Linked DNA regions of Mus musculus: all the other regions are linked to region 2. A link is a loop called in an ENCODE intact Hi-C map of the cell type or tissue named here. Cell type or tissue: heart. All regions are shown on one strand. Each heading gives the region's core, and the rest is flanking DNA. Links, peaks and the distances in the headings are about the cores only. Region 1 holds the start of A330032B11Rik (RIKEN cDNA A330032B11 gene). Region 2 overlaps Cpeb3 (cytoplasmic polyadenylation element binding protein 3). Region 3 overlaps Cpeb3 (cytoplasmic polyadenylation element binding protein 3).

Region 1 (11,034 bases), core at 1,223-9,222, 93 kb after region 2:
AACTCAAAATAAATCTTCATCATTTCCATTTTATAGGTGAAGAAATATTCACATAATCTGCTCACATAATTGTGATGCAGAGTTGAATCCAAATCCTACTTTTGACCTAATCTACCCAACTGAACTTGGGCAAGTCACATAATAGAAACCTGATTTTCTACTCTGTAAAGTGAACAGTATGGTCAGAGATTAAATGCTTTCAAAAGTCCCTTCTAAACTTCCTTGGACAACGATGTTGTTCAAATATGAATTTACCACATAGACAGAATACCTTGGTTCTAGCCCTTTCATATACATAGGCTCTCCTACCTCATAACACAGAGTGGTACATGGGTGTAGTTCCCTTAGAAGAAGGGTCCTACTGTTCTTGAGCTCTGCTGACAAGACACATCAAGATGTGCCAACCTAATACAGAACTTCAATAAAGCCAGAGTGGTTGTAGTTGCCTATAACCCCAGGTGAAGTAGGAAAACTTTAAACTTGAGACTAGACTGTACTGAATGGCAAGACCCCGTTCCTCTCCAACCTGAGGATGGCGGTCCACACCTGTAATCCCAGAGACTGGGACTCAGGGAGAAAAGCAACAGGAGTTCAGCACCTACGTTAAAGGTGGGACGGAGAGAGGCAGAAAAAAGACATAGCCTAGGGCTGGTGAGATGGCTCAGTGGGTAAGAGCACTGAGTGCTCTTCTGAAGGTCCCGAGTTCCAATCCCAGCAACCACATGGTGGCTCACAACCATCTGTAATGAGATCTGGTGCATCTGAAGTCAGCTACAGAGTAGCTTAGTGGCCATCTAGTCTAGCACAGTGTCATATTCAATGAAAGACCCTGTTCTCAACAATTAAAGTGACCAGCAAATAGAGGAAGACACCAAAAATTGACCTCTGGCCTCCAAATTCATACACGAGGGTGAACAAACCTGTGAATAAGCAAGTATACCCAAACACATATGCACACACAAAATAAGCCTCATTAAATAGTTCTATCACAACATCCCTTTGGAGTTCAAAGAGAACCTGACTTAAATGAACTCTGACAGCTCCAGCACTGCAGGAAGTCACAGATACATCACAATAAAATTGCTCGAGTTCTAGGACTCCAGTGACGTCACTCGCATCTCAGAACCTTATTTACAGAAATGAAACAGCTTTTAGATATAAGTAATCCCCAAGGCAGCAGCCACCTCAAGGCAGGAAAACCAATCACATTTATTAGAATAAGAAGGCTCGTGTGGTTTAGAAAGCCACACTGAAACAGTGATTGCTTTACAAAACAACCACCTAATATGGTTACTGTGGTGGTAGGAAATGTCAAAAGAGAGGGGAGTAAAATTGCAAACCAAATGATGTGCCTGAAGCCAGCATTCCGGAAGCTGAGACAGAAGGTTCCTGGTCACCCTTGGCTATATAAGCAAGTTTGAAGCCATTCTGCACTATTAAAAAACCCTGTCTTGCAAATAAACACACTATATAAGATACTGAAAGTCTCTTTTCACACAAGGAGTCTGTTAAAAAGAATAGAAATTAAAGAACCATACCTGGTGACTCACATTTTGTAACCCAAGCACTCTAGGGGCTGAGGCAGATGGTCCCCATGAGTTGAAGGCCAACCTAAGCTATAAAGGGAGATTCAGGACAGCCTGGACTACATAGTCCATCTCTATCTCAAAATAAAAAATAATAATTAAAAATTGAAAATAGAATCAAAGAAAACAAAAAAAAAATTTAATTTAATTTAAAAAAAGAAAGAAAATAGAATCAAGGTTTGGTCAGATGGCTCAGCAGTTAAGAGCACCCACTGCCCTTCCAGAGGTCATGGGTTCAAATCCCAGCAACCACATGGTGGCTCACAACCACCTGTAATGAGAAATAAAAAACCTTTGGGTGAGCAGGACCAGAGCAAGCAGGGGCTGGAGCTAGCAGAGGCCCTGAGTTCAATTCCCAGCAACCACATGGTGGCTCATTACCATCTGTACAGCTACAGTGTACTCATATACATAAAATAAATAACTAAATCTTTTGTTTTTTGTTTTTTGTTTTTTGTTTTTCAAGACAGAGTTTCTCTGTGTAGCCCTGGCTGTCCTGGAACTCACTTTGTAGATCAGGCTGGCCTTGAACTCAGAAATCTGCCTGCCTCTGCCTCCCGAGTGCTGGGATTAAAGGCATGTGCCACCACCGCCTGGCTGTAAATCTTACAAAAAAAAAAAGAAAGAAAGAAAGAAAGAAAGAAAGAAAGAAAGAAAGAAAGAAAGAAAGAAAGGAAGGAAGAAAGAAAGAGAGAAAATAGAGTCAAGAGAGATGCTTCAGGGGTTAAGAGCACATACTACTCTTGCAAAGAACCCAAGTTTGATTCCCAGCACCTAAGAGTTAGGTGGCTCACAACTACCTTCAACTATAGCTCCAGCGGATCCAACTTTCATTCCAGGAACAGGCAGGTGGATCAGTGAGTTTGAAGCCAGCCTGGTCTACAGAGGGGCTTCCAGGACAGTCAGGGCTATACAGAGACACTCTGCCTGGAAAACATCAAAATAACCTACCTACCTACCTACCTACATACATACATACATACATACATACATCATACATACATAGTGTCTTAGTCAGGGTTTCTATTCCTGCACAAACATCATGACCAAGAAGCAAGTTGGGAGAAAAGGGTTTATTCAGCTTACACTTCCACACTGCTGTTCATCACCAAGGAAGTCAGGACTGGAACTCAAGCAGGAGCTGATGCAGAGGCCATGGAGGGGTGTTCTTTACTGGCTTGCTTCCCCTGGCTTGCTCAGCCTGCTCTCTTATAGAACCCAAGATTACTGACCCAGAGATGGTCCCACCCACAAGGGGCCTTTCCCCCTTGATCACTAACTGAGAAAATGCCTTACAGTTGTATCTCATGGAGGCATTTCCTCAACTGAAGCTCCTTTCTCTGTGATAACTCCAGCTGTGTCAAGTTGACACAAAACTAGCCAGTACACATAGTAAGGTAAAATCTTTTAGAAATTGGCATTCAATAAATTAAATCTTTCAATTTAGGCCAGGTACGGAGATGCATTCCTGTAATCTCAGCCTTCAGAAGGAAGAAGCAGAAAGGGGGAGGGCTCCAGGTCCACCTTGGCTGATGGTGAGACTGTCTCCAAACAACAGCAAAACAAAAACCAGACAGACATGGTCGGACATACCTTTAACCCCAGGTTTTGAAAGGCAGAAAGACAGGAGAACTTTGGTGGGATCTAGGACAGTCAGGGCTATATAGTGAAACTGTTTCATAAAACAAAACACAAAGAAAACCTTTTCGATCTAAAGAAACAAAATACATACAGCCCTAGAAAAAGTATCTAAATAAATGCACAAACATGAAATTCTGCCCATTAAGAATTGAGATACTTTGCTTTTTAAACATATTTGATTAGGGGCTAGAGAAATGGCTCAGTGGTTAAGAGCACTGGCTGCTCTTCCACAGAACTTGGGTTCAATTCCCAGAAGTGGCACAGTCATTCACAACCATCTGTTACTCCAGGCCTAGGGGATCCAATGCTCTCTTCTAGCTTCCAAGGGCATGGAGGTAGTATACAGACAGACATACAGGCTATACACATAGTCAGCATAGTTATCAACATAAACCATGTTGGCAAACTTATAAGCCAAAACACAACCAATTTATTTTTCTGGTTCTACTTATATTTTCTGTTTTGTTGCATTGAGACATTATCTTACTCTATAGCTCAGGATGACCTCAAACTCATTGTAATCCTCCTGTATCAGCCCTCTGGGTCCTAAAATTACAGGGATGAGCTACTACCCTTGAATCTAAAACTGTTTTTAGAAACAGGATTTTGCCAGGCTAAGGTGGGGGAACACCTTTAATCTCAATACTTGGGAGGCAGAGGGAGGTAGGTCTCTCAGTTAGAAGACAGCCTGGTCTATAAAACATTTCTAGGAAAGCCAGGGCTACACAGAGAAAACCTGTCTTGAAAAGCAAACAAACAAACAAACAAACAAACAAATTTTTGCCAGATATAATGGCACATGCCTTTAATCCCAGCACTTGGGATGCAGGAGGCAGAGTCAAGCAGATCTCTGAGTTTCACGGCAGCCTACTTTATGTACTGAGTTCAAGGACAGCCAGGAATATCTATGCAGAGAGACCCTGTTTCAAAAACAAAACAAAACACAACACAACAACAATAACATAACCCAGACTTTTCACAATGTTGGCCAAAGTATCCTCCTGCCTCAACCTCTTTTGACTGAATACAGGTATGCACCACTCAGTACAATGCTACTTAAAAGCCATAAAGGTCTAACTGGAGAGATGCAGTGGGTGAGAGCACTTACTATTCTTCCAGAATCCAGGTTCAATTCCCAACACCCACATCTGAAGGTTACTGAACATAATTCCAGCTTTAGGGAATCAGATGCCCTCATCTGGCCTAGGCAGGTACCTGCACATACACAGCACATACTCTCACAGACAAATACAAATAAATAATAATTTAAAAATCTAAAAAAAAAAAGACCCTAAAGAACTGTTTTAAATAAGAAATAGAAATGAGACACAGAGTACATATAATTTTTCTTGAAGCCAAACAAAAAATGTTTACTTTTAATCAAATGATTCAATCATTTTGCCCACTCAATAATATTTCCATCTATCACAACAACAAAAAAGTGCAAAGTACAATTATGTTTTGCCTTAGAAGCATCATTGGCAAAGGATTTGGCAAAGGATTTGTTGAGAAACACTAGCAATCCTCATGCTACTGGTGCTCCATACAAGGGATTGGTGAAGAGGGAGGGAGGGAGGGAGGGAGGGAGGGAGGGAAGGGGAGAGGGTGTATTTTCAAACATATGTAGAGGCCAGAGGTCAGTGGCATCGTCTTCCTCTATGAAAACTCAGGGTTTTTTAATGTGGATGCTTCAGACCAAAATTCAAGTCCACATATGTTTTTATGGCAAACACTTTAGCAACAAAGCTATATCTCAGACCCCTCTCCAAAATTTTGGATTATATTCTTTCCAACTTCTTCCTTCTCTTCCTCCTCTCCCCCTGGACTTTCTTTTTCTTTCCTGTTTTGTTTTGTTTTGTTTTGCTTTCTCAGACAGGGTTTCTCTGTGCAGCCCTAGCTGTCCTGGATTTCACTATGTAGATGATACTAGCCTTGCCTTAAAAAAGTCAGAGTTTGATGCCAGAGCCCACATAAAGGTGAAGGAGAGAATGGATTCCATAAGGTTTTCCTCTGATCACCAAACATGCACCAGGCATCCATCTCTCTCTCTCTCTCTCTCTCTCTCACACACACACACACACACACACACACACACAGACAGACACAGACACACACATTCACAAATCCTTTAAACATTAAAAAGGAATTTGGATTATCTTTTCTGAATGGGTTTGGATAGAAAGCCTCAGAATAAAAAGAGAAACTGTCAAGGCAGCAGCCCCTCCTTCCAAGTACCAACTACAGCAGAACCTGTCCTGCTCACCTCCCTCTGCCTACAGAACTAATCCCAGTCATGAAAATCAACTTTAGAATGGAAAGAAGCAAGATATGAAAGTGGTAGCAGGAGTCTGCAGCCCAGGAGGTGGAGGCAGGAGGCTCGGGAGTTGAAGGTCATCCTCAGCAATCAGCAGGAGCTCATCTAAAACTGTGCCTTACTATTCAAATGCCCTGTTCCTGGAGGACCCTTCTGAAAGCATGTGAGAGCCTTGCTCACTGCAGCCTCTACTTAGGACTAAGAGTGTGTTCAACATGAGCAGGAACTAGGTACCAGCCTGAGCACCACCCAGAAAAACCCAAACCCAAACAACAAAACTCTCCTAAACACAATTTAGAGCTTTCATGGGTCTCCTTCAACTGTTCAAAACAAAAATTCTGGCTCTAGCCCAGAGACATCCTTTCAATAATCCCATTTCCTTCGAAATGATACAACCCACCCCCCAAACATCGGAAAGGTAAAAACCAGCAAACTGACGGCTCCATCTGTGCCAGGTTGAGAGCCTTCAACCTCTGTCAAACTGCCAGGCTAGCGTCTGTCAGCGGGGGCCGAAGGATTCCTTTTCTTTCCTTTTTGAGACAAGATCTTGTAAGAAACACAGACCGAGCTGGAAGTCCCAATCTCATCGTCCAGCCTTGGTGGTGAACTACAAGCTGTAACCACCACACCCAGCCTTTCTCTTGTAGGGAAGCTTATGGCCAAATCACTTCACAGGCCCAGGGTAAGTGCCTATTAGACAGCAAAGGTTCCCAATGAACACACACACTCAGTTCCCCTTTCTGATCCAAAGGCCCAGGATCCTGTCTACTGCTGTGGCTACAGACCACATGAAAAAGCAACAGAAACAAGGACACTTTGTCCATTCAATCTTTTCGTCCGGGGCACTTCCTGGATTTTTCATTGGCATTTAATACCGAGGGACAAGACTCATTTTTCATTAAAGTTGCAAGACTTTCACTTTGCCCAGTTTCAAATGGTGTAATTGATCTGCATTGTCTTAAATAACCCAACTGGTGAAGGACACTGCAGCTTTAAATATTTCAGTGCTAGTTAGCAAATAGACTCCATTGCAATATGGCTCTGAAGGTCGTGTCCTATTGTCTCTCTCCTCTGGGGGAAAAATTTTTTTTAAACCTTCTTTTAAGTAACATGGGACTAGTTCTCCCTAAAATTTCCACTCTTTCCACTTCGATCCCTTATAGTTCCGGGTATTCATTGGATTCTCACACTCGTAATTTTCCTGCCAGGGCAATATGCTGATTATTAATGATTCCAGCACCTTAGACATAAACACATGGGTTCACATTAGTTTAGTTGGGCATAGGCAACTATTTGAAATAGCACCACTCAAAGGCTGTTAACAAACCAGGGTGATTTGGGCGTGAATGGCTTTTGGTCCGCACCTTGAGCCTAGTATTGCGTAACCTGAAAATGTGTAGCTACTTAAAATGATAGGAATCTCAGCCTACTCCTCCTGGGACTACTCCCGCACCTGACTATACACTTGCGGCTTAATTTGTCAAAGAAGGCCAAAATAAAAAGCACAAGCACAGTGAAGGAGGAAATGAACTGGGGGAAAAAAGCCCTTTCCTACCCTCAAGCAGTCACAATGTCCACTCAACTTCGCCCCCACCCCCACCCAGATTGGATGGAATGGACCCGGTGAACCAGAGGATTTGGAGGGTGCTGGAATTTGCTGTGCCTTCTAAATAACAGCGAGTGGACCAATTAAAATAACTAGGAAGAGGGGAGAAACATGCGAGAAGAAGGAGTGTGCAAGAGCACAGGGACTTTACCTGAAAAGGCAACAGATTGTTACCATTATCGGTCCGGAAAGCGTTATCCTCCATCCAGGACTTGGAGGTGAGCGGGGCTGCACGAGGGAACTTGGGTGGAGCGATCACATTGCTGGAGAAGGGCTTTTTGAGCGGCGAGATGGGGTTAAGCGGGGAGGGTACCCCCACACCTACACCCACGCCCACGCCGACCGCGCGGCGAGGGTCTCGGCCCGCCTGCAGGCCACCCCACGGGTTGGACGGAGCACTCCAGGCGGCGTTCACGCTCTGGTGCGTGTTCCAGCTGGACGAGGCCGAAGAGGCAGCGGCCGCGGCCGCAGCAGCCGCGACCGCCGAGGATGAGGACGGCTTGCTGGTCATGATGGGCTGGTGGCCGTAGGCAGCGGCGCTCCTCTGCGCATAGGGCGCCTGGCTGGGGCTGGCGGGCGAGCGGCGTTGCTGCGAGGGCTGCGCCTGCGGGGGCTGCGCGGGCTGCGGCGGCTGCGGCGCGGGCGGTGGAGGCTGCTGATGGTGCTGGGTCTGCGCCAGGCCGATCTGCGGCGAGAAGGTGCCTCCGAAGACCGGGTTGACGTGGTGCGGGAAGTTTTGGAAGAGCATGGTCCCGTTGACTGGGGTGATCCCCTGGAAGAAGCTGTCCTCCACCGCGTTTGTAGTGCCTGTGGACCAGGTGCTGCCGAAGGACGGCGACAGCGACGCTCCGGGCGCCGTGGGCTCCTGCGGCGGCGGCGGCTGCTGAGGGGGCTGATGGAAACTCAAGCCCGGCAGGAGCGGCGACTCCATCTGCATCTTGTCGGGGCCGTTGGGGGCTGGCGGAGCCGAGGCGGGGCTGAGGGCCGGCACTGCGCTACTGTCTTCGGGCTTGGGGATCTCTGAGGAGAGGGGCGTGGACGGGGCTTCAGCTGCGCCGGGCTCGGGCTGGAGCTGTTGCTGCTGCTGCTGCTGCTGCCGCTGCTGCTGCTGAGACTGGGGCTGGGTTTTGCTTTTGTCCATCAGTAAATCATCCTGCATGGTTTGCGCAGCTGAAACGGGAAGAAAGAGAGATGCGTTATTGTCAGTGTGATCATGAATGCCCCTCACTGAAGCGGGCGGGTGTTTTACTTGCGAAAATCCAGTGCCACCGCCACTAGCCAATTGCAATGCAAATCCATAATCTCGCATTTAGAAGAACAAGTCGGGCTGGGAGGGGGGTGGGGGGAGCTGGAGGGATCGAGCAAGGTCTCTAAAAATACTGTGAGAGCGTCTTCACCCTTTCTGACGTCTCGGCCCCTTTTCTGTGTTAGTGAGAGATGTGCTTATAAGACAGAAAGACAGCAATTTCGCCACGTCTCTTTTCCCTTCACCGGAACTCAGAGCGTTCACCCTGCAATGAGAAACTGATTCTGGTTCCTGTTTTTTCCCAAGCACCACCCTCCCCCAGTTATTTGCATACGTCAATAAATAGTGCTGCGTCCTTCAGCAAGGTTAAAAAGACTTGGTACACGACCCTCTTTCCCCCTTCCCCAGCTGGAGCACTTAGAAACCATTTTTTAAGCCGACTTAGCCCTCTTGATTAGCAAACTGCCTTCTTGCCTCGGATGATTGTTTCATTTGGCTGCAGCGAACCTCGAGAGACAAAATCTTTGGCATTTGTTGGAAGAACTCAGCTGCACAATCATTCTCTGGCCTCTCCGTAGCGGCAGCTACTCCATTTTGTTAGGAGACGTTTTAATATAAAAGAAACCTCAGTTTTTAGAAAAATGAAAATCGCCGGGCGTGGTGGCGCATGCTTGAAATCCTAGTACTCTGAGGGAGAGGCAGAAGGATCAAAAATTCAAGGTCAGGCTTAACTATTTAGCCAGTTCGAGTCCAGCCTGGTATATAAGAAACCTGACTTTAAAAAAAGAAAGAAAGAAAAGAAAAGAAGTAAAAGAAAAGAAAAAAACCTACTGAAACGTTTAGAAGTGTTTGCTTCTTATTACTCTAAGGATTGTGGGTTTTCTGCTTATTCTCCGATTTTCTCCTCTCCAGTTCTGCCGCCCAAGTGATTTACTGGCTTCTTGGCATTTCAGGTCTCTACGGGAGCCTGAGAAATTCTCTGCAGAGTGGAGAAATGCTTCTGCTTGGATTTGAGGTCAGAGGGAGGAAGGTGGGGAGTGAGGAGGGGAGGGGAGGGAGTCTGTGAGATGGAGAGGGGGCGGGACTTTAAAAATGCATCTGAGATTTAAGTAGACAGTCAAGATAATTCTGGGGTTGCCAGATTTTCATTTTTGAATCCTCCTGCTGCTGCCTCGGTCACAAGACTGGCAAATTTAGAATCCATTCTTTTATCACTAGTATTAGCAATGAAAGACTATGGTTTGACGACCCTGAATTACCATATGCTAGCAACTGTTAAAAATAGAGGAGTACAAAGTCCCAAATTCTCATACATTGTAATTATAGTGCATTACCCTCACTGCTTCATTTAGCCATATAAGGAGTGTATGGTATTTTCCACTTCACATAGCAGGGCTATATTCACCTATGTCATACAACCTGTTTTCTTACTCAAGGGTGAAAACAGTAATCATTCAAAACCAAGAGATTTCCATGCATGTAGTTATCATTGAATGAGCTTGTCTCAGAATATGTTTAATTGCTTTAAATATCTGAATATTACAGGGCTGAGACCTTGCAAACAAATATTTTGAAATTTTAAAGGAGCTATGACCAAACATATAATTATTTTTAGATGATGATTCAGTATAATTGCAATAAAGTTATTAATATATTTAATATAGTTAATTAACTCATATACTGGAGAAGCATCTTCCTTGGGACATTTGTAAAGGGCATTCAGACACACACACAACAGTTCTGCCTTTGGACTATTCAAAATAACAACTCTTAAAATGGAGGTGGTATCGCTCTTAACTATTACACAAAGGATAACAGACAAGAAGTTGGATTCACAGTTCTTTTTTTATTAAAGCTATGATTAAAGTACTTAACAGATACCATCTTTCAAAGTTTTATATACGAAGAGCATAGTGAGCTTCAGGAAACACCACTTCTCTCAGCCGCCTTACTTTCCTTTTTATTCCTCTCTTCCCCTCTCCTAAAAAAAAAAAAAAAAAAAAAAAAAAAAACCCAGCCCAGTATAATAGAGCATGCACCAGGGATTGCCTGCTACTATCAATAAAGCCTGCTTCAGATTGCTTTTCTTTTCCTCAGTTCCCTCTATCTGGAACAATGGCTTTGATTAGTGTTATAAATAGAGCACAGAGAGGAGAGTGGACCTTGGAGTCAGACAGCACGAAGTTCCATCCCTGCCAAAGAGGGTGGTCACAGAGTCATCTCCTACCTCCTCCTTACGGTGCTGCAGTAGACCATTGTACCTCTGGAATTTGAGTGCTTTGATAAGCTAGAACTTTCTTTACAATAGCTTTATCATCATGGCTGAAATATGTACTGGATTATAATTTTAGTATCACCCAGCTATTCTCATTGCTTGTAGTCAACACTTTTGTTAATGCCTTTAGCTTAAACTGCATTAAAACCCCAAGCCAAAAAGTAACCTAGGCTTAGAATATTTTATAATGGCTTTAATTAATAGTAACACTATAACATTAAATTCTCAAAATATTCTAACAAAACACTCCATGTTTTTCAGAATGCTCTTTAAAAATAATACAAATTTAACTTTCTGTATTAAATTCACTCGGTCAAGGTCAAGACCCACCTTTTAATATGATCTTTTAAACAAAAGCTAAGTCAG
Region 2 (11,034 bases), core at 920-8,919:
CTATCTTTGGCTATATACTGAGTCTGCACAAAGGCTAGATTGGCTGTTCTCTGACGGAATGCCTGCGGAGAAGAACAGAACTCCAGCTGTGCTGAGGCCTCCTCTCCCATGAGGACATCAGTGCCACCTCTCACAACAGGCACTTCCTTCTACCCATTTACGTAGTTGTTTTTGTGACTTTCTGGCCAGATGTCACATACAAGGGTCATGATGATATTCAACAGCTCACCCCTTTCCTGCCATTAGTAGGTCTGAAGATGGCCATCTTCTGGGTCCCTTTCTCCAATTCAGGACAGCAGACTCCTTAGCAAAGCCAACTCTCTGTGACTTTGGTCTCTGCAGACAGCATGGACCATTCCCTTTCAGCCTAGACTGCTTCTTTGGCCTGCTTCAGACTCCAGCCCTTTCACTGGGAGTATCAGACAGCCTACAAGAGCTGGTGGATACACTCACCAACTAGCTGGCCATGGGTGCCAGGCCTGGGAGGCCCAGAAAGACTTTCTAAATCCAAGCAATCATGCCATCTGACCGAGCGCCCTGGCCTGTACTTGCCTTTAAAATGCTATTGGTGATTTACTTGTTTCAAGTAATAGCCACAAATGAGAAAAAAAATTCCAGGTTGTGGGGCTGTGTCCTGGTTTGTATTTATAAAATTGTAACCAACCAACATACAGACTTCTGATCAAGACAGAGCAGCCTCAGAAAGACAGGCCCAAGCCTTGGATAGGCAGAGAACTCTCTCTCGCCTCAAAATCCAAGCGCTTAACCACCAATACCCTTCCTGGAGTCTGAAGGGCACCGCCAGCCTGAGCTGCCTGGGTTCAGACCTTTTTTTTTTTTAATGACATAAGCCAGTCTGTTTCAAACATTCTCTCTGACCTTGAATTTCAGGTCATAGGACTTACCTGGTTTGCCTCAGGAGGTTTGTCTTTGGATTCATTTCAAGAGAACCAAAAATATCTAGGAGGTGCAAAGCATGATGGTAGGCACTGGCTCTACAAGGATGAATAGCAGCAAAGAAGGACCCTGCCCTGAAAGACCCAAGATTTCTATCTTCTGTGTATAAGGATGTAAACAATGACTGTTTTCATGGATAATATGGTGGTGTGGTTATGTCCTACAGAACACTAGTAAGAAATACTGCAGCAGATTTGTCCAATCCAGAGAACTTACAGAGCAGAAGCCAGATCTAGCTGGAGAGGGCTATTTTTTTTTTCCAAGAAGTGAGGTCATTCCAAGTTCAGGAAAGAGAGCAGGCCACGGCAGGAACAGGCCGAGTGCAGACTCACGTGTAAAGGAGCAAGTGAGCTCTGGGTTAGAACACAGGGTTGGCGTGAATGAGTCACACCAGCGATCCCCTGCCTGCTGCCTAGAGCACTGAAGACCTAGCACTCCCATTTATTTTCCTGTTGGACTAGAAAACCTCATCTCTAAAATGGCTTGAACTCTTATGTGCCCTAGGCACAGGAACCTACCCATTAATATTCAGTGAGGTCATGGGGGCAAGTAGAGAGTTCTCGCCTACAAACAGTGTATTAGAGAATGGAGAGATGGCTCAGTGGCTAAGAGCACTTGCTGCTCTTCCAGAGGGACTGGGGTTCTGTTTCCAGCACCTAGGGTGGCTCACAAGCACACCTGCAACTCCAGCTCCAAGGTCTTTTGTGACTTCCATATGCACACATGTGACACACACACGCAAACATACACATTGAAAAAAATAAATTAAGTCCTTTAAAAAGGAAACGGCATTAAAAATCCAAAGGAGAAGCCGGGCGTGGTGGCGCACGCCTTTAATCCCAGCACTTGGGAGGCAGAGGCAGGTGGATTTCTGAGTTCGAAGCCAGCCTGGTCTACAGAGTGAGTTACAGGACAGCCAGGGCTACACAGAGAAACCCTGTCTCGAAAAACCGAAAAAAACAAACAAACAAACAATCCAAAGGGTCAGTGTTTAAAACATATTTTTAAAAACTGAACTTCACGGAGAGATGAGAGACTACTTTCAGTAAGCAAGAGATGACAGAGACATCAGAAGCACACTCTGAGGCAGATGTCACATGTGCACAGCCCCTGCTCAAATGTAGAGACGGCCCTGCAAATGCACTTGCTCACCTTCCTGGATTCCTAAACGTGCCACTTGGAGTCAGACTACATTTACTTCCTGGAGCTGAAATACACATTAGTTCCAGCCCATTTTCTGCTTCTTACTACACCAACAACTGCTTCTTGTAGGCTGGCTGTGGGTGAGCAGGGGTGGGAGCGGCTGGAAGTGACAGGAAAGCAAGATGCCTGAGAAGACGCACGCCCGAAATGGAGACTTGGTGGAGCACTTTCTGCAGTCTGGGGCAATGACGTGGAGAGTTAGCATTAAAGCTGTTTATGTAACTACACTTTCTCATCATAAAGAGGGCCTTGTGAAGCCTGCCAGCCTGTCCCTTCAAGTCACTGTCAGTTCTAATAAGCACCTGACCAGGGAAAACTGAGACCAGGTTGGGAGTTTGGGAGGAACTGACCAAACCAGTTGGGTGATTTTATTATTACCAGGTACTACATTTTCATGGAGGGCATATTATTTAACACCTACTGGTCCTAAGACTTATGTTAGTGCTTGTGTGTACTGTCTTATCTAATCTGAAAAACCCAATGAGAGGCACTACCTCAGATGAGTACACTGCCAGGCAGGGGTTAAATTACTCAATGCTAAATGTCAAACAGCTAGTAACTGTTGGCACCTCTTCCCGAGACTCCATGTCTGATATCTGTCCACATATTTGTTGCTTTTCCTTCACCCTCAAACAATTGGCCAGCTGTGTTTTCAGCAGACACATGTCCTCGGGCCTAAGCTCTGACACTAAATTCTTTTCTCCTCTGACTTTAATATCCTCAGATTAGTTCTTGATTTCAGTGACAATGCATTTTCTCTCTGTAACAGTTTCCCCTTCAAGACTCTGGGCACCTACTCTCTTTAGAAGACAACCCAGGTTCACTGTTAGCATCAATAATTTTTACAGTTCCTCGTAGCTATTTCTCCTCCTCCTCTTCTCCCCACCCGTGTGGGCATGAATGGGTGTAAGTATGCATGCCTGTGTGCCTATGTGTTTATATGTATGTGTGTGTGTGTGCACATGTGTATACATTTGTGCAAGACACAGGTCAACTTTGGGTGACCTCTTCCTGGCCTGAAGCTTGATGGCTGGACTAAACAGGCTGCCCAACAAGCCCTAGGGACCCGCTTGTCTTCCCCTTCCCATGCTGGGAGAAGAGGCACACCTGACCTTTGATGTGGTTTCTGTGAACAGGTATCAGGTCCTCACGATTACATGACAAACACTTCAGCGACTGAGTCATTCCTCCAGCCCCATGTTCCCATTTCCAATCCTTTTACTTAATATACTCTTTCTTGGTCATACTTTCAGTCTTGGTCCTACTAAAATCCTACAGTAAGTCCAGACCAAAACTGAAACATCCTCTCTCTTTCACCTGACAAATTTGCATTTCATTTCTGTTTCTGACAGGTGCTATCTTCCAAGCAGAGTCCTCACGAGGAGTACTTACAGCTTCCAAGCAGAGTCCTCACGAGGAGTACTTACAGCTTCCAAGCAGAGTCCTCATGAGGAGTACTTACAGCTTCCAAGCAGAGTCCTCACGAGGAGTACTTACAGCTTCCAAGCAGAGTCCTCATGAGGAGTACTTACAGCTTCCAAGCAGAGTCCTCATGAGGAGTACTTACAGCTTCCAAGCAGAGTCCTCATGAGGAGTACTTACAGCTTCCCGGGATGAAGCACCTGCCCTTTTCTAGCATCTCTGCCCAGGCACAGCATGTACCACTGTGACCTCGTTCGGACACACTGTCTCTATTTCTGTAGCTGCTCAGGCTTTGTCCTGTGGCTTACATGCCCAGAATGCTGTTCTCCTTCCAGTACAGCTCCCTAAATTGTAAATGGTTCACAAAAACCAAGTTCCCAGTTGGACTTTAGTACAATGCTGAGAAGACAGGTGTTTAATACAACAGTCTAAGTGGGAGTGTACTATGGTCTCAAAAGTTAAAATAGAAGCTTCTCCATCTGTCTAAGCAGGACAAGACAAAAAAAAAAATCACCTCATTACAGTCCAGTGCAGTTTCAATGTTTTCACAAGAAAACATTCCCTGGAATGAAAACTGCAAGTATATAAAATATTAAAATATATTCATAATTCACCAGAGTGTTAGAACTGTCAGCCAAGACCTACATTTATGAAAGGAAAATAAAAGAATATTACTCAAAGTATTTATTGTATTATAGAGTGTGAAAGATTAAATACATGCTAAATTCATTAGGCTTCCTGACTAATGTTTACATAACCCAGAAGGTGTAAAAACGTGGAATCTGAGACTAGATTTTATTTTCATTCAAATTATCTACAAGGGGAAAAATAACATTTGCAAACCTGTCTTTCCAAAGTCAGATTTTAGACCAATTGAAGGAAAATGAAATAGATGCCACACTCCAGCCTGCTATAGTCACTCAACGACCTGTTTGTCCCTTTCTTGTCCCTCAAACAGTATTATCTTAGCTGGCTGGTTCAAAGTGGATTGAATCCACGTGGCCTGCCTTCTGCCAGGCTCACAAGTCATGCTGGCATTACATAAACCATCACAACTGCATGGCTGAGTCACAAGGTCAGCAGGCAAGCCAGCCTGCGCAGCACAGGGAACTCCAGCACTGCAGCTGAAAGCCGCTCAGTAGCATAGCTTCTGGTGCTCAGGAGATGGCTCTGTGCTAAAGAGCTGATGTTTTTACATGACCTGGGTTTGATTCTAAGCACCCACACACCAGCTGTCAACTGTCTGGCCTCTTAGGGCACCAGGACATACATGATGCATGGACATACAAGCACAGAAACACATACAGGCAAAATAACTACACACATAAAAAAGAATAAAAATATATGTTTTTTTTTTAAGATGCACAGGCTTTTCTGAAAGTGGAAGGGAGTCTACACCTGAGTCACTGTATTACACTGCCTGCCTGTGTCTACTTCTGTGCACCTGGACCTGTGACCCAGACTGAGAAAGCTTGTACCAGCTACCCAAGTAAGCTGTGGATTACAGCCTCCTCCATTGCTGGCATCTCAGATTCTGCAGGGTTTCAGAAGTACATAGCTATCTCTTGCCCAATATCTGAGGCTGGCTCCTGCCCTTGTGTTTGCCCGGAAGCCTCTGCCAACAATGGCAAAGTACTCTCTCTGGCTAGATTCTCTGTGTGGTCCTATAGGTTCCATTCCTTCCTAAGAGGTTAGATTAGAGCCATATCAGGAGAAGTTGCTTTGTGCAGAAAGGAGAAAAAGTCCAGGGTGGGGAGACATTTTTATAGCTCCAGAGGCAGCAACTTTGGACGAGAGACATTCTCCAGAAGATACTGAGAGGTTATACTGAATATCTACCACTACGTTATTGGGCCAAGTTATCTTCCCAGATGGAATATTCACAGCTCTGTGCTCAAGGAAGTTACGACCAAGCTTTTCCTTTATAGCAGTCATGAAATCCAGGGCTCTACCTTGGGAATAACTTACGTTATAGCCAAGTCTTAAAACATAAACTGGACTAATCAGATGTCCTCTCTGGAACTCAAATAGAAACATGAGGACAATTGAGCTGACTCTCAGCAGAGGACTGCAATGGAGGATTAGCTCCCAGTACACACCGCCGAGCTGCCCTGCCACCCCTACCACAGCCTCCACACCACCTGCTCATATCCAAGCTCCTCTTATACTCTGCTAGTCACTTACAGCCGTGCCCCTGAGCTGAGCCAGCACCTGAGTGTCTGTGCTCGGTCCAGGCAAAGAACTCCATCACAAAGCATCCCACCCAGGTACAGAAGTGATGAGGTAGCAGCAGAGGCAGAAGCCTATAGGTAAGCTATGGACAAAAGACAACTCAGACCTACTACACGCTTAAGACAGCTCTTTGGAAAGACTCCAGCTTATGTGAGAACAACAGAGGACCAGGCTATTTAGCCTAAGCATGCTTTCCCTTCTAAGCAAGAATGAATTTAAAAATTCACTTCCTTTATTTACTAGGTAAAATAACACCAACTATCGATATTCCAGGTTCAAGTCAGTCTAATAAAAACTGCACACTAATAAAAAGACATTTCTCTTCTTCCTATTTCAGCTTTAAATGAAGGTTGGGTAAGGTGGAACTTTCCATTTCTAGGATGTGATGGGCTTTGACTCTCTGAGCAAGGAATGAAACTGTTCATCACCTGCAATGCTGTAGTTCATTCATTTAAAAACTATTCGAGGCAAATGTGCCAGGGGTAGGAGGTGCTCGGTACAGAGCAGTGAGTGAAACAAGAAGAAACACCAGGCTCTTGCATTCTAGTTTGCAAGGCAGACGATAGGTACTTCAAAGAAACGTAGGATGAGGAACGAAAGAACTATGAGGGGAAGCAGAGGGCAGAGGGACAGCTACTTTAGCTATAGACGTTAGGATGACTGTTGTTGTTAAGGTGACATCTAAGCAGAGACCTGAAGGAAGAAAGAGAGCCTATTCAGAAACCTGGGTGAAGAGTTTCTGACAAAAAGAAGTACCAGTGTTCTAAAAGGATTCTTCTGTCCTGTTCAAGACAGTCCGGCTGGTCATAGTAGTGTATATCTGTAATATAAGTCCTCAGAGCCATCAGGACTTCAAGGTCACCCTAAGCTCCCCTATGAGACTCTGCTAAGATGGGCAGTGATGGCAGGAAGCAGCCAAGATTCAGCCAATCAGGCTGGATCAAAAAAAGACTGAATCACTTCAGGTACATGATTCATACCAATGTGGCCCTGGCTTCTGCAGAGGTCCATTATTTGCTGAACAAAGAAGCGAAAAGGTGAGTTCACAGCTGCAATGTGCCGTTTATCCGACTTGGAACTAAAGAGAAAACTTGGTGCAGATGTCCAAATTAGCATAAACTTTACAAAGCGGTTGCTTTGGGAAACCATGTGACATCAAATCCGGAGTCATTAAGATCTTCATCTCTAGTTAAGTAGTTCTAATTTAGCCCAAAGGAAACAACTTGAAAGAAAAGGATACAGACAAGAATACATGAACATAAGTATTATTACTAATGGGCTATATTGCCATCAAGCAAATAAATTAGGGTATAGAATACGTGAAACAGCCAACAAAAGTCATTGGATGCTTGTGGGGAGATGAGATTGAAATGTGAACACAGACTGATCTCAGCTGTTATGCTACTGGCCCTGTGTACAGACAGATAGGTGTACGCAGCTAAAGCAATCCTACGAGGAAACAAAGATGCTGACGATGAGTTCTGCTGAGGAGGCACCATCATTCCTGCTGCTCATAAAGCGACACTTGCTCAATGAAAGCCAGATTGTCCTGTTCTGGTTCTACTGCTCTGTCCACTTATTGGGAAGTTATAATGCCAGGGATTCGACAAGAAGGCCACAGCTATCTCTAGTTCATGGTCTTAGTAACTGTTGCTATGAACTCTACTTATCTGCTCTTCATTTTCCTCTCCCTTCTCAAAAAAGATGACTCGAGACACACGCACTTCCAACCCCTGTCTCTGCTCCCCATGGCCTGACTGTGAACCAAGTACCCATTAGGGATTTCTTCTCAGATCAGATATGAGGACAAACCAAACTCTAAATCAAACTTCCAACACACCAGCCTGATTCTCCCTCTGATCAACAATGCCAACTAGCATACCATTATTATTATTTTTTTTATTATTATTAGGTATTTTCTTCATTTACATTAATGGAAGGAATGTCAGCACACCCTGCCATTGAGCCTACTGCCACTGTGACCACCACCATCAGCTCCATCAACAGAACTACAACCCCCCATTCTTTTTTTTAAATTTTAATATTTATTTATTTTATGTATATGAGTACACTATAGCTGTACAGATGGTTGTGAGCCTTCATGTTGTTGTTGAGAATTGAATTTTTAGGACCTCTGCTTGCTCTGGTCGGCTGCATTCACTCCAGCCCAAAGATTTATTTATTATTATACAAAAGTACACTGTAGCTTTCTTCAGACACGCCAGAAGATGGCGTCAGATCTCGTAAGTGGTTGTGAGCCAGCAAGTGGTTGTGGGATTTGGACTCAGAACCTTCGGAAGAGCAGTCAGTGCTCTTACCCGCTGAGGCATTTTGCCAGCCCTTTCCCCCTATTCTTGTAATATCTCACTGCTAGTATCCTAGGTCTTACTAAGAAAACCACTCCTCTGCTCACACAATCCTTCACTGATACCTGAGTACCATGTAGAATATTCATCTGCGATTTTTTGTTGTTGTTGTTTAAGCATAAGAAACGACATGAAGGCATATGTGTGGTTTGAATATGCTTGGCTCGTGAGGAATGGCATTATTAGGAGGTGTGGCTTTGTTGGAGGAAGTATCTCTGTGTAGGTGAGCTTTCCTAGTCCCCACCCCACCCCGGGAAACCCCCTATCTCATCCCCCCTGCTTTTATGAAGGTGCTCCCTCACCTAGCCACCCATTCCCGCCTCCCCGCTCTGGCATTCTCCTACACTGGGGCATCGAGCTTTCACAGGACCGCTCCTGCCATTGATGCCCAACAAGGCCATCCTCTGCTACATATACGGCTGGAGCCATGAGTACTCTTTGGTTGGTGGTTTAGTCCCTGGGAGCTCTGGGGGGAGGGGAGGTCTGGTTGGTTGATATTGTTGTTCTTCCTATGAGGTTACAAACCCTTTTAGCTCCTTCAGTCCTTTAATTCCTCCATTAGGGACTCCGTGCTCAGTCCGATGTTTAGCTGCAAGCATCCGCTTCTGGATATGTCAGGCTCTGGCAGAGCTTCTCAGGAGACAGCTATATCAGGGTCCTGTCAGCAAGCACTTATTGGCATCCACAATAGTGTCTGGGTTTGGTAACTGTATATGGGATGGATTCCCCAGGTGGGACAGTCTCTGGATGGCCTTTCCTTCACTCTCTGCTCTGCACTGTCTCTGTATTTCCTCCTGTGAGTACTTTGTTACCCTTCTAAGACACTTTGGTCTTCCTTCTTCTTGAGCTTTATGTGGTCTGTGAATTTTATTTTGGGTATTCTGAGCTTTTGGGCTATTATCTACTTATCAGTGAGCACATACCATGTGTGTTCTTTTGTGACTGGGTTACCTTACTCGGGATGATATTTTCTAGTTCCATCCATTTGCCTAAGAATTTCATGAATTCATTGTTTTTTTTTATAGCTGAGCAGTACTCCATTGTATAAATGTAGCACATTTTCTGTATCCATTCCTCTGTTGAGGGACATCTGGGTTCTTTCCAGCTTCTGGCTATTATAAATAAGGCTGCTATGAACTTAGTGGAACATGTGTCCTTTGATATATATTGGAGCATCTTCTGGATATATACCCAGGAGTGGTATAGCTGGGTCCTCAGATAATACTATGATTTTCTGAGAAACCGCCAAACTGATTTCCAGAATGGTTGTACTAACTTGCAATGGAGGAGTGTTCCTCTTTCTCCACATCCTTGCCAGCATCGCTGTCCCCTGAGTTTTTGATCTTAGCCATTCTGACTGGTGTGAGGTAGAATCTCAGGGTTGTTTTGATTTGCATTTCCCTGATGTCTAAAGATGTTGAATATTTCTTCTTGGCCATTCGGTATTCCTTAGTTGAGAATTCTTTGTTTAGCTCTGTCCTCCATTTTTTAATAGGATTATTTGGTGATCTGGAGTCTAACATCTTGAGTTCTTTGTATATATTGGATATTAACCCTCTATTAGATGTAGTGTCCTTTGCCTTACAGAAGCTTTGCAATTTTGTGAGGTCCCATTTGTGTATTTTTGATTTTAGAGCATAAGCCATTGGTGTTCTGTTTAGGAAATTTTCCTCTATGCCTCTGTGTTCGAGCACTTCCCCACTTTCTCTTCTATTAGTTTCAGTGTATCTGGTTTCATGTGCAGGTCCTTGATCCACTTGGACTTGAGCTTTGTACAAGGAGATAAGAATGGATTGATTTGCATTCTTCTACATGCAGACTGCCAGTTGAGCCAGCACCATTTGTTAAAAATGCTGTCTTTTTTCCACTGGATGGGTTTAGCTCCTTTGTCAAAGATCAAGTGACCATAGGTGTGTGGATTCATTTCTGGGTCTTCAATTCTATTCCATTGATCCACCTGCCTGTCTCTGTACCAGTACCATGCACTTTTTATCACTATTGCTCTGTAATACAACTTGAGGTCAGGGATGGTGATTTCCCCAGAAGTTCTTTTATTGTTGAGAAAAGTTTTCACTATCCTGGGTTTTCTGTTATTCCAAATGAATGTGCAAATTGCTCTTTCTAACTCTGTGAAGAATTGAGTTGGGATTTTGATGAGGATTGCACTGAATCTATACATTGCTTTCAGCAAGATGTCCATTTTTACTATATTCATCCTGCCAATCCATGAGCATGGGAGATCTTTCTATCTTCTGAGATCTTCAATCTCTTTCTTCAGAGACTTGAAGTTCTTGTCATACAGATCTTTCACTTGCTTGCTTAGAGTCTACCTATCTCCAGAGGTCAGGATTTTATACATCCCACAGCAATCTCTTTTGAATGCCTAGAATAATTTTGTTCCCTTGATATGGATTACAGATTGTTCCATAGTTTAAAAGAAATATCATCATTTATAATACCATGTTATAAATAGAATTTACTCCTTTGAATTCTCATTACAGCATCATGAAATAGGTACTATTTTGTTCTTTCTTTGTTGGCAATACAACTAAGGCACAGAAAGGTTAAATAACCAACTCAGGGCCATATAACACCTGAGAGCCCCATAAATCTAGTGCCAGGATTCATACTTTACCACTCAAAGTTTACATTTATATCTTTGAGTACCTTTAAGAAAGTGCGGCCATTTAATCAAGAATGGTGTCTTCTCTGGATCCCCACAAGACCTAACACAGACTCCTTGAGAGACTCCTGGACACATACATCTATACCCTGTATTCTGTTTGTACGAGGGCCCCATCACTTGCCACTCCTTGTCTTCTCTGCCTCTCTTTGCCCTCCCCTCTTTCTTCTG
Region 3 (11,034 bases), core at 1,976-9,975, 54 kb after region 2:
ACCTACTCGACTCCTAATGCAAGCAAATCCACCTTAAACTTTCCCATTCAGCAGGTCTGCAGGAGCCCCCAGTAATGTGTGGTTTTCGTAAATTCCCAAGTAACGCTGATGCTGCTGGTACAGAAATCCTACTCTGGGACGCACTTGTAAAGCACAGTATTCTATACCACGCTCGGTGAAAGGTGAGCCAGTGAAAATCTAAGTAAGCAGAAACTGCATGTTGCAAACCTGACTGATACTTTTATAAAGCATTTCGTATGAAGACTTACTGTTAAGTGCCATAATGTTATCTGTTCCTGGATGGTGGAAATTTATTCCCATGCGTCCTGGAAAATAAAGCAATTTTATTTTAAGCACAAAGAAAACATTGTACAATATAATTATTTCAAATACACTGCAAAATATAAACATTACAAAACACTACAGATTAATCTATAGCAATGCTATCAAGGCCAAAGCATTTACAACAACTTTTAAATCAATTCATAAAACACAGACATAAAAAGTCTTAAAACAAAGCCAAAGTCTCAACACAAAATACAATCAAACAAAAAGAAGCTTCCATTATAGTCTGAAATTTGTACATCTCCAATGTTAAAATTTAAGCAAGTCAAGTTCCTGGACTAGCATTTTATTTAAACAATCATTTATTAATGCCCTTCAAATTAAGGCATCAAAAAAAAGAAGAAGAAAATTACAGATGTATATATAAACATGAAGTTTAGAGAGAATAAAAATAATACAGTTTCATAATGGCTCAAAAATACAACATAATTACTAGAGGAGCAAAATAAAGATGGTAAAATGTTTCCAAGTCAGTAGGGGAAAGACTGGCATAAAAATCCTGCATTCTTACGTGACTCAAAGCTACTTCTGTTTCTGGGGTTGGTCTCTATGGTGGGCTGCTGTGTTTTTCTTTTATGACAATGTAGCCCTAGCTGATCTAGAGCTTACCACATACACCAGGCTAGCCTCTAACTCACAGAGATTCGCCTGTCTTTGCCTCCCACAAGCACTGAAATTAAAAGCACGTACCACCATGCCTTGACCCACAACTAACTACTCTGTGACAAATGTGACTTTCCAGATTGTCATCTTTATGAATAATATGGGAATTGAAACTTCTGACCACATCAGTTGATTTCCTATTTTGCATACCTCTGAGATCAAGAATTTTTATTTTTTTATTTTTAATGAGCTGTGAGACTGAACTAAAGCAAAGAGGCAACAGAGGCCTGTGTCCTGTGCACCCTAAAATATTTACTCAGTAGTCCTTTACAAAGACGGAACCACTGATCTGTAAGGTCATAAACAGATGATGCACTAGGGTAAAGAGTGAGAGCCGTGGGGGATGGGGTGGGTAGGATGAGAGGCAGAGGCACAGAAGGAAGGGTTCAGAGGCACAGAGGAAGGGGTGCAGGGGTGAAGATGACAGACGTAGGCATCTGCTGCTTTTTGTCATTATCAGAGATAAAATGGATGTAGCAAAAATAAAAATTAAACTCAGAGAGTCTTGTATAGGAGGAAAATGTACTATGTAAGATTTCTTGACCAATTTCTTCAACAAAATAGGTATCAGTAAAGCCAGGTATGGTGGATCACACCTGTAATCTAAGAACTTGGGAGACAAGAGTAATACCCTGTTTCAAAAAAAAAAAAAAAAAAAAAAAAACAGTCAAAAAGATATTAAAATAAACTAGGCATGATTTCTATGTATTTGACTCTGTAATTCGAGAGTTACTTTTAGACATGTACTCTACCACTGAGATATTCCTATAGCCCTAAAAACATGTTCATTTTATTTTATAGCCACTGCCTTAAAATGTCAGTCATAGTTGGGGAAGTATAGTATGTATAAAGCTAAAGATAAAGGTTTCAAGGTTTTTGCTTTGTTTTACAACAGATACAGTTTTACATATAATGGTCAAAGGGCCAGTTTTGACTTGGTATTAAACTCTGTTTCTGGGGACTGGAGGCAAACATCACATTACCAAGCTCAATACCAGGGGAAAATGAAAAAAAAAAAAAAAAAACAACTAAAGTCCTCATTCAACTTCACTACTTTTATTTGTGTGTGTGTGTGTGTGTGTGTGTGTGTAAAAGAATGGAAAAAAATCAATGCAATTGTCAACAAATGATAAAGGAAACATTCCTAAATATATGGTTTCTGTAGAAAAAACTAGTTGATATTAGCTACAAGTTAATTACTAGGAGTTTAAAACGTATCCCACTATTGACGACACATTTCTTCTAATTCTATTTGTGGCTGTCCCATAAGACTTCTATGGTTTTCTAATTCCTAGGTCAGTTTAGGGTCTCTGACAGAGTCTGTATCACATGCAGTGCTTCCTGCTACCACCACCTAGATCAAAAACTACTCACAAACATTTGTTACAATGACAACCTTGACTCAATAAGAGAATTTACATTCTGGTCTCAATTAAGTCAATGTTCTTTACACCAAAACTAGCATTCATGAAAACTAAAAGTGATATCCTCTAATTCCGCTTCATCGTGTTTTAGGGTATTAACCACAACAGCCAGTTGCTGAAGTCTACATAAACTCTTATCAAGACTTCACACTCACTGTCCATTAGAACTTAAGGAAATATAAAATCTCTTTACTTAGATAATGGCATGCATTGATAACCTCAGCACACAGGAGACAGAGGCAAAATAAAAATCACAAGATCACTAGGTGTGGTAGCGCACGCCTTTAATCCCAGCACTTGGGAGGCAGAGGCAGGCAGATTTCTGAGTTCAAGGCCAGCCTGGTCTACAGAGTGAGTTCCAGGACAGCCAGGGGTATACAGAGAAACCCGGTCTCGAAAAACCAAAAAAAGAAAAAACAAAACAAAACAAAAAACCCACAAGCTCAAGGCCTGCCTGAGCTGCACAGTGAAGCCATCTCAAAAACCAACCAAACAAACAAACAAAAAACAAACAGTACCAGGAAAAAGTCAGACATAGTGCACAGAAGAAAATCTGTGAATTTTAAGCCAGTCAGAGTTACACAGTGAAACCCTGTTTAAACAAAACTTGAAAAGCAGGACCTCTTCAGTCTTTAGTGACTATTCAGAGGACAGGATGGGTCCTTAAAAGGCATCAAATGGACCTTAATATTACTACAATAAAAAGGATTTGTCAAGAACATCAAAATAAACTCAATTTTAGTTGATCTTCATCCAGTTTAATTCCTGTAAAAAAATTTTCAAGCTTTACTGCATCAAATAACTTTTCTTTCTATTTTTAGATATTTTCTTTATTTTCCTTTCCTCGTTTCCCTTCTGAAACACCCCCTATCCAATCCCCCCTCCCCTTGCTCACTAACCCACCTACCTCCCTGTCATGGCATTCCCCTATACTGGGGCATCGAGCCTTTACAGGACCAATGGCCTCTCCTACCATTGATGTCCCACAAGGCCATCCTCTGCTACATATGTGGCTGGAGCCATGGGTCCATCCATGTGTACTCTTTGGTTGATAGTTTAGTCCCTGGGAGCTCTGGGAGTACTGGTTGGTTCATATTGTTGTTCCTCCTATAGGGTTGCAAACCCCTTCAGCTCCTTGGGTCCTTTCTCTACCTCCTCCATTGGGGAACTTCTGCTCAGTCCAATGGATGGCTGTGAGCATCCACTTCTGTATATGTCAGGCTCTGGCACAGCCTCTCAGGAGACAACTATATCAGGTTTCTGTCAGCAAGCACTTGTTGGCATCCACAATAGTGTCTGGGTTTGGTAACTGTATATGGGATGGGTCCCCAGGTGGGACAGTATCTGGATGGCCTATCCTTCACTCTCTGCTCTGCACTGTCTCGATTTCCTCCTGTGAGTATTCTGTTCCCCCTTCTAACACACTTTGGTCTTCCTTCTTCTCGAGCTTCATGTGGTCTGTGAATTTTATTTTGGATATTCTGAGCTTTTGGGCTATTATCTACTTATCAGTGAGCACATACCATGTGTGTTCTTTTATGACTGGATTACCTCACTCAGGATGATATTTTCTAGTTCCATTCATTTGCCTAAGAATTTCATGAATTCATTGTTTTTAATAGCTAAGTAGTACTCCATTGTATAAATATAACACATTTTCTGTATCCATCCCTCTGTTGAGAGACATCTGGGTTCTTTCCAGTTTCTGGCTATTATAAATAAGGCTGCTATGAACTTAGTGGAGCATGTGGCCTTTGTTATATATTGGAGCATCTTCTGGGTATATGCCCAGGAGTGGTATAACCTGAGTCACCAGGTGGTAATATGTCTGATTTTCTGAGGAACCTCCAAACTGATTTCCAGAGTGGTCACACCAACTTGCAATCCCACCAGCAATGGAAGAGTGTTCCTCTTTCTCCATATCCTTGCCAGCAACTAATGTCCCCTGAGTTTTTTATCTTAACCATTCTGACTGGTGTGAGGTAGAATCTCAGGGTTGTTTTGATTTGCATTTCCCTGATGACTAAGGATGTTGAACATTTCTTTAGGTGCTTCTTGGCCATTTGGTATTCCACAATTGAGAATTCTTTGTTTAGCTCTGTACCCCATTTTTTTAATAGGGTTATTTGGTTCTCTGGAGTCTAACTTGAGTTCTTTGTATATATTGGATATATATCAAATGTAGGATTGGTAAAGATCTTTTCCCAATCTGTTGGTTGCTATTGAGAGTGTCCTTTGCCTTACAGAAGCTTTGCAATTTTATGAGGTCCCATTTGTCAATTCTTGATCTTACAGCATAAGCTATTGTGAACACACACACATATGGTCACTTGATCTTTGACAAAGCAGCTAAACCTATCCAGTGGAAAAAAAGACAGCATTTTCAACAAATGGTGCTGGCTCAACTGGCAGTTAGCATGTAGAAGAATGAGAATTGATCCATTCTTATCTCCTTGTATAAAGTTCAAGTCCAAGTAGATCAAGGACCTCCACATGAAAACAGAGACACTGAAACGTATAGAAAAGAAACTGGGAAAGAGCCTCGAGCACATAGGCACAGGGGTAAATTTCCTGATCAAATAATTTTTCTGTTTTCTGGGGATGTTGCCCTTTTAGCCTGAGTTTGAGCACAGCTACATGTCCCTTTGGGCTCTTTCCTAAGGAGTTAGAAAATCTCACCTTGAAAAGGGGGTTATCATTGCCTGCCCTCACTGGATACTTGCAACTGTCTTTCTTAAGAAACAGAACAATAATAGGCTCCGACAGTGTCTTGCAGGTGGAAGGCATCACTATTACAAGAAAAGCCCTGTAGTTTTTATCATTCCTGGACTTCTGCCTAATTTTTTTTTCAATGAATTTTGGATAAACAGGAACATAAACCTTGTGAAAAGCTCTGTGCCAATGCTAGATCCCTAGAATCAATCACCAAAATATAATCTAAGTTTCCTGATAAATAGAACGGTGTGTGTGTATGTTTGTAAAGTTACATATGAATATTTAGGTTAACTCTTCTTTATCTTAAGCTATAGTGCTTAGAATATAAAGTGTAATCTATTTTCATTGAATAAAAATTAGGATATGTGGAAAATAAGATCACTAAAGACAAACATAGTCAGTGTTTATGTATCTCTTTTAGTATGGAGGACATGCATGAAGCATGCAACCATTGCATAGTCTTTTCTTAGTGCAATGTACAGCCAAGCTTTAACTCTTTTTAAAGGATTTGGGAGAGAAAATGTGTAATGGCAGAGAAAAGCCTGATGCTCAACTCAGACAAGGCCATTTCTTTTTGCTTCATTTTGTCCAACAAATGCTGCTGTTGAATCAGCTGTGAAAACAGAAGCAAGTGTGTGACATCTGGTGATTCTGTTTCTGCAGTCTGGTGCTGCCAGTGTGACATTCTGTCACCTGTCCAGGAGTCTGCTATTTTTAAAGTGTTCTTGTCAGCTAGCTATCTTTTAAGTATAGTGTAAAGTGTAAGGTTTCAAAAGCCGGAGGGCATCCTTGGTCTTACTAAGTTAAATGCAGATATGGAAATAAATCTAAGATTGCCCCAATTTGCCCACATCTCAGGACATAACCGACAAGAGTCAGGATGGAGACCAATGGTGGAGAATGGAGTTACATTTGTTTATTTAGAAAGGAAAAAAAAATCACATCTTTATATATTCAATTTATTCATATTTTAAAATCTACCTTATTTCAGAACCCAACTAAATCCATAGTTTCATGTGTCTAAAATTAAAAGCTGGAAATTTTATTAAATCATGATTACTACTATGAAAGCCATTTCTTCAGTACACTAACACATCTTTCTCTAATCACCCACTACCCTTAAAAGGTACTCAAAACAGCTACAAAGCGAATGTCAGTGCTTCAAGAAAATATTCTACCAGATTTCTACCTATTTTCTCTATAAAGTTAGAGATATACTTCTAGAGAAAAAGTACCACAAGGCATAAAAATATGATATGTAAAAAAAAACCACCAAAAGAAACCCAGTGAAGTTGGATGTGGTCTCAAAGGCTGAGATAGGAGAGACTTGAGTTTAAGGCAGGTTGACTCCACAGCAAGACCCTGCCTCGGAACAACAGAAAGGGGGTGCAGGGGATGTTGAGGCTGGTGAGAGAATCAGCAGGGAAGTGATCCACTAAACCCAATGACCTCAGCTCGGTACCCGAGGCGCTCGCCAGGGGAAAAGAGAACAGATTCCTACAAGTTCTGTTGTGAACTCTAATAAAACAGATAAATAAGTTATTTTTTTAAAAACTAAATTTCTTTTACACGGTAATGGCAAAATCTGGTACTATACTATAGTACTATAGATCTGTTCCAAATAACCAATAAGCAAAACCATGGGCTCAGAACTGAAGTCAATGAACAATTTTGCGCAAGTTTTTGTTTTTGTTTTGTTTTGTTTTATCTCCTGGAAGGGCAGGCTGAACTCTGGGCTCCAATCACATCGTTCCTGGAACTAGGGCTGCAGACATGTGCTACCGTCACATTGTGGCTCCCATAAATTCTTAACTCCTTTGTCCTTGTTTCCTTAATTAGCTCAACTGAATTAGAATTTCAGAACTTAGCACCCAGGTATACCCTTCCTTCTATAACTGCTAAATGTTGAAAATGCATCAGGCAAGGAAATGCACACCTTTAGCTGCGGCTACAAAGGAAGCTGAAGCGAGATGGATCTCTACCGAGCACGAGTCCAAGGGCAGCGCAAGTAACCAACTAAGCCTCAAAGAGAAGAAATGGTTGCGAATGGATGGAGGAACAGTCACTGCTGAGTCAAAATCTACCACGCCTTGCAGTTTGTAGGGTCTTCTGTCTTTCTTCATTTTAGGTGCTAGGAATCAAGCTGAGGTTCAAGACGCTTGGCAAACTGAACTACAAGCATATCTCAGAATTGGACAACTGTGTAAAGGACAAATTGACATAGGCTTAAAGAAGTTGACATTGAAATAAAACTAAGTAGTGATTCAAGCTACTAAATAAGCCACATATTTTCTTCTGGAGGAAAGAAGAAAAATTCTTTTCTAAAACAAGGGAAGCAAAAATTCCCAAAGGGAACCAATTTTGTGTAAGTCTCTGTCATGTACCATTTCAATACAATGAATACAGAAAAGTGCCTCTACAACAGAAAATGGGTGGCATTCATATCTTCTAAGATTCTGTCGATTTAAATGTGCTATGGCACTATTACCAGAAATGAGCTATTTTGTCCTCAGACTTTTTCGGTATACCTTTGAAAAGCAGGCCTCAGTCTGGGTTCTCAAACAACACCTGCTCTTTTCAGTTTTCAAATCTCGGTTCCATGAATGACAAAGGAAGAGAAAATTTAAATACTAGAAACAGTTCATCAGGCACCACCCCAGTGAGCAGGCGTAAGGGTACATGGGATGAGGGAAGCCCATCCCTTCCTCTTTTGCCACCTGCCTGCTATATGGTGCTTTCCCAGACAGAGGATATAGCTGCTGCTTCCTTACTTAGTATAGTAGGGAAGGTGACAGAGCCATCAAGCCTAATGACCACAGGTTTCCAAGTCAGGAGACAGTCTTATACAAAGACAGTATTGCTCCCCTTATTTCCAATACTAGAAGTCTTCTTTTCCTCCCACCGCCCGACCTCTGTTTTCCAAGGATTTCTGTCATTAGAAACCCATGAGTAGTGGTATCACACCTTCAGTCTCTTCTTGAAACCCTCTGTCTCATCAGATTGAGACGTCTCTCATACAAAGGGTGTATAAAGGGCAAAGCACAAGCCCTTATTCTGTCTCTCTGCTACAGCCAGACTGAATTGGCCCAGTGAGAGTGTACCATTCTCCTTTCTTTTTTCCTGTAGGCTATGTGTGCAGGGATTCAAAGCAAGGGCTTCATGCACACAAAGCAAGTGCTCTACCATATACACTTATACACTATATACACTTATATGCACAGAAGGTATTGCTCTGTGATACATCAAGATTGACCCAGGAAGAGTACAAAAACAACAGAAAAATTGTGAGGTGTAATTTACTGAAACAGACGTCTTGTTTCCTAAACTTCCTGTCCTCTCACACTAGCCCTTAAAAGAATGACTGAAGCTGGGCAGTGGTGGCACATGCCTTTAATCCCAGCACTTGGGAGGCAGAGGAAGGTGGATTTCTGAGTTCGAGGCCGGCCTGGTCTACAGAGTGAGTTCCAGGACAGCCAGGGCTACACAGAGAAACCCTGTCTCGAAAAAAATAAAAAAAAGACAAAATAAATAAATAAATGACTGAAAGCAGAGCAGTGGTGGTGCACATCTTTAATCCCAGACAGAGGCAGACAGATCTCTGAGTTTAAGGCTAGCCTGATCTACAGAGCAAGTTCTAGGACAGCCAGATCTTCACAGAGAAACCCTGCCTTGAAAAACAAACAAACAAAGCACACAAAAACCCAAAACAACAAAAAGAATGCTTGAATAAAATGATTTTTCACTAAATATGTCTTAAATAATAGATACTGATATCTTCTCTATGACTATCACTGTGATTATACACCAGGTCCATTTTAAGTATATCATGAAGTAATTCATGTCTTATTTGACTGCTTGGTACCTAGTTGGTGGAACTATTTTGGAAAAGATTAGGAGGTCGTCTTGTTGGAGGAGATGTGTCACTAGGGCTGGATGCTGAGGTTTCAAAACCTAACACCAGGCCCAGTCTCCCCGCTCCCTCCCTTCTCCCTCTCTTTCCTCCCTGTCTCTTTGAACCTCTGACTCAAACTTAGGTTTAAGTCTCACCTACTGCTCTAGCTCCATGCTTGCCTGCCATAGTGGTCAGGAACTCACTCTCTGAAACTGTAGCTAACTGCCCAATTAAATACATTCTTTTATAAGTTGCCTTGGTCATGATTTCTCTTACAACAGTACAACAGTAACTAAGAAAACTATGCTATGCAGATGTACAGTTTTAAAAAGTCAAATAATGGTTATTTTTCTTTCTCCTACATGTGGCTTTTGAAAATGATGGTTTATCCCTCAATAATCACTACTTATTTAAGGAAAATAAAAACAACTATTTGCAGCCAATGTTTAGCTGTAGTCTGGTCAAGAAATAAATCTGTACTGGCATGGCTTAATTTACTACAGAGGTCAAGTAATAAGCATTCCATGCTCCTCACAGAAAATCACATGATACCTGCAAAGTTCCTTTGCTAGGGAACTCATCTTCCCTTTTTTTTTTTTTTTTTTTTTTTTTTTTTTTTTTTGGTTTTTGAGACAGGGTTTCTCTGTGTAGCCCTGGCTGTCCTGGAACTCACTCTGTAGACCAGGCTGGCCTCTAACTCAGAAATCCGCCTGCCTCTCCCTCCCGAGTGCAGGGATTAAAGGTGTGCACCACCACTGCCTGGCTCCCCATCTATTTTATATGCTGTTTTATTTTAATTATGAGGCTTTAAATAGGCTAATATATCCAGTTCACTAGCCAACTAAGGGTAGATAAAGAACTCGAATCTAGTTTGGATCAACTACAAAGTTAGAAAAGCTGTGTTTTGAAACTTCATCTCCTCTATAGAAAATGTAGAACACCTGGGAGCCTCTTAATAAAGACTACTAAATACCTTTGCTATGTTATGTCTAGGTACTAAGCCTTCTGCAGACTTTTTACCTTTTTTTTTTTTTTTGTTCTACTATGCGTTGTTTGATTTTTTTTTATAGAGTTAAGCAAGAATGTGGGTTTTTTTTCCCTATAGAAGAAAAGAAAACTGAGTTTTAAGACAAATAACACCAGTGTAAATAAGCACCCCAAAACCCAACTCTGCTTGAGTTTTGAGAACTCTTCCCGACACAGATATCTGCAAATAATGTTCCCACATTCAAGAGGGAAAAGATCAAGACCAGGAATCTAAGGAGGCACAGGCAAAGCATTTCCTAGAAGCCACACAGTAGGCACCCAACAGGTCATCTATCTCCTGATGCTCTTTGGACCCATGGACTGTCAGTATGAATGTCCCTCAAGCAACTTATTCACAGCAGTATTACCTAGGGTAGAGCAAAACTGGAAAGTCTAATCTTAAGTTCTATCAATAAATTATAAAACCCAGAGAGAAACATGGGTATTTACTACCATGGAAAATAGAAATAGAATAAAAACCTATGACTACACCAATGTTTCTTGTGCTTTTAGTTACTTATGTGTATATGCATGTTCATGTGTGCAAATACATGTGTGTACACAAACATGAGGATTCACTATTGTGGAGATCCAACAAGAGGACAACCTCGGGTCTCCTTCCTTAGGTACTATCCACATGCTTTTGGTGAGGTTTTGGTTTTTTACTTGTTTTTGAGATGGGTCTCTGGTGGCCTTAAGCTCACCAGGCAGGCCAGGCCCATGGACCAGTGCGTGTCAGGGATCTGCCTCTCTTCCCAGTGCCAGGACTGTGAGCACAGGCTAGCACACCCAGCTCTTTTACTAGCTTCTGGAGACTGAGATCAGGCCACCATGGTACAAGACAAGTACTAAGACTGCGCTCTCGCTCCAGCCGGCTTTTTATTCTGTTTATGTATTAATTATTACCTTCCTATTCTGACAATTTTCTTTCCCTTTAAAATTAAAAGTACCTTAAGCATTTTCTTTTCT

What was found. Hi-C counts contacts between places; a loop is a spot of excess contacts. Peaks named below come from ENCODE experiments on the same cell type or tissue, not always from the same donor. Only the 100,000 strongest peaks of a DNase experiment are listed, where the experiment ranks them.
Region 1: it touches region 2 in a loop (3-fold over the local background); 11 of 42 quality-filtered maps call a loop at or near these places.
Region 3: it touches region 2 in a loop (2.1-fold over the local background); 6 of 42 quality-filtered maps call a loop at or near these places.

The regions. Positions count from the first base shown.
Region 1 is chr19:37,166,669-37,177,702 of GRCm38, forward strand. It overlaps Cpeb3 (cytoplasmic polyadenylation element binding protein 3), which reads right to left. Exons shown (of 11, transcript NM_001290827.1): 2 at 7,299-8,317. The coding sequence starts at 8,306. A330032B11Rik (RIKEN cDNA A330032B11 gene) reads left to right here and starts at 7,175. Exons shown (of 3, transcript NR_045329.1): 1 at 7,175-7,365; 2 at 9,347-9,408. In heart, for the core only: a CTCF peak has its summit at 4,451 (motif pointing left); DNase peaks (open chromatin) are centred at 7,463, 7,703, 8,393 and 8,523; H3K4me3 peaks cover 3,835 bases; H3K27ac peaks cover 3,791 bases.
Region 2 is chr19:37,073,616-37,084,649 of GRCm38, forward strand. The region is part of intron 7 of Cpeb3 (cytoplasmic polyadenylation element binding protein 3); the gene reads right to left. Among named protein-coding and RNA genes, the nearest start is that of A330032B11Rik, 95 kb to the right of the region's middle. In heart, for the core only: a CTCF peak has its summit at 8,038 (motif pointing right); DNase peaks (open chromatin) are centred at 1,276, 3,816, 4,686 and 5,186; H3K27ac peaks cover 585 bases.
Region 3 is chr19:37,126,063-37,137,096 of GRCm38, forward strand. It overlaps Cpeb3 (cytoplasmic polyadenylation element binding protein 3), which reads right to left. Exons shown (of 11, transcript NM_001290827.1): 4 at 270-326. Among named protein-coding and RNA genes, the nearest start is that of A330032B11Rik, 42 kb to the right of the region's middle. In heart, for the core only: no CTCF peak of the experiment used is centred there; a DNase peak (open chromatin) is centred at 5,829.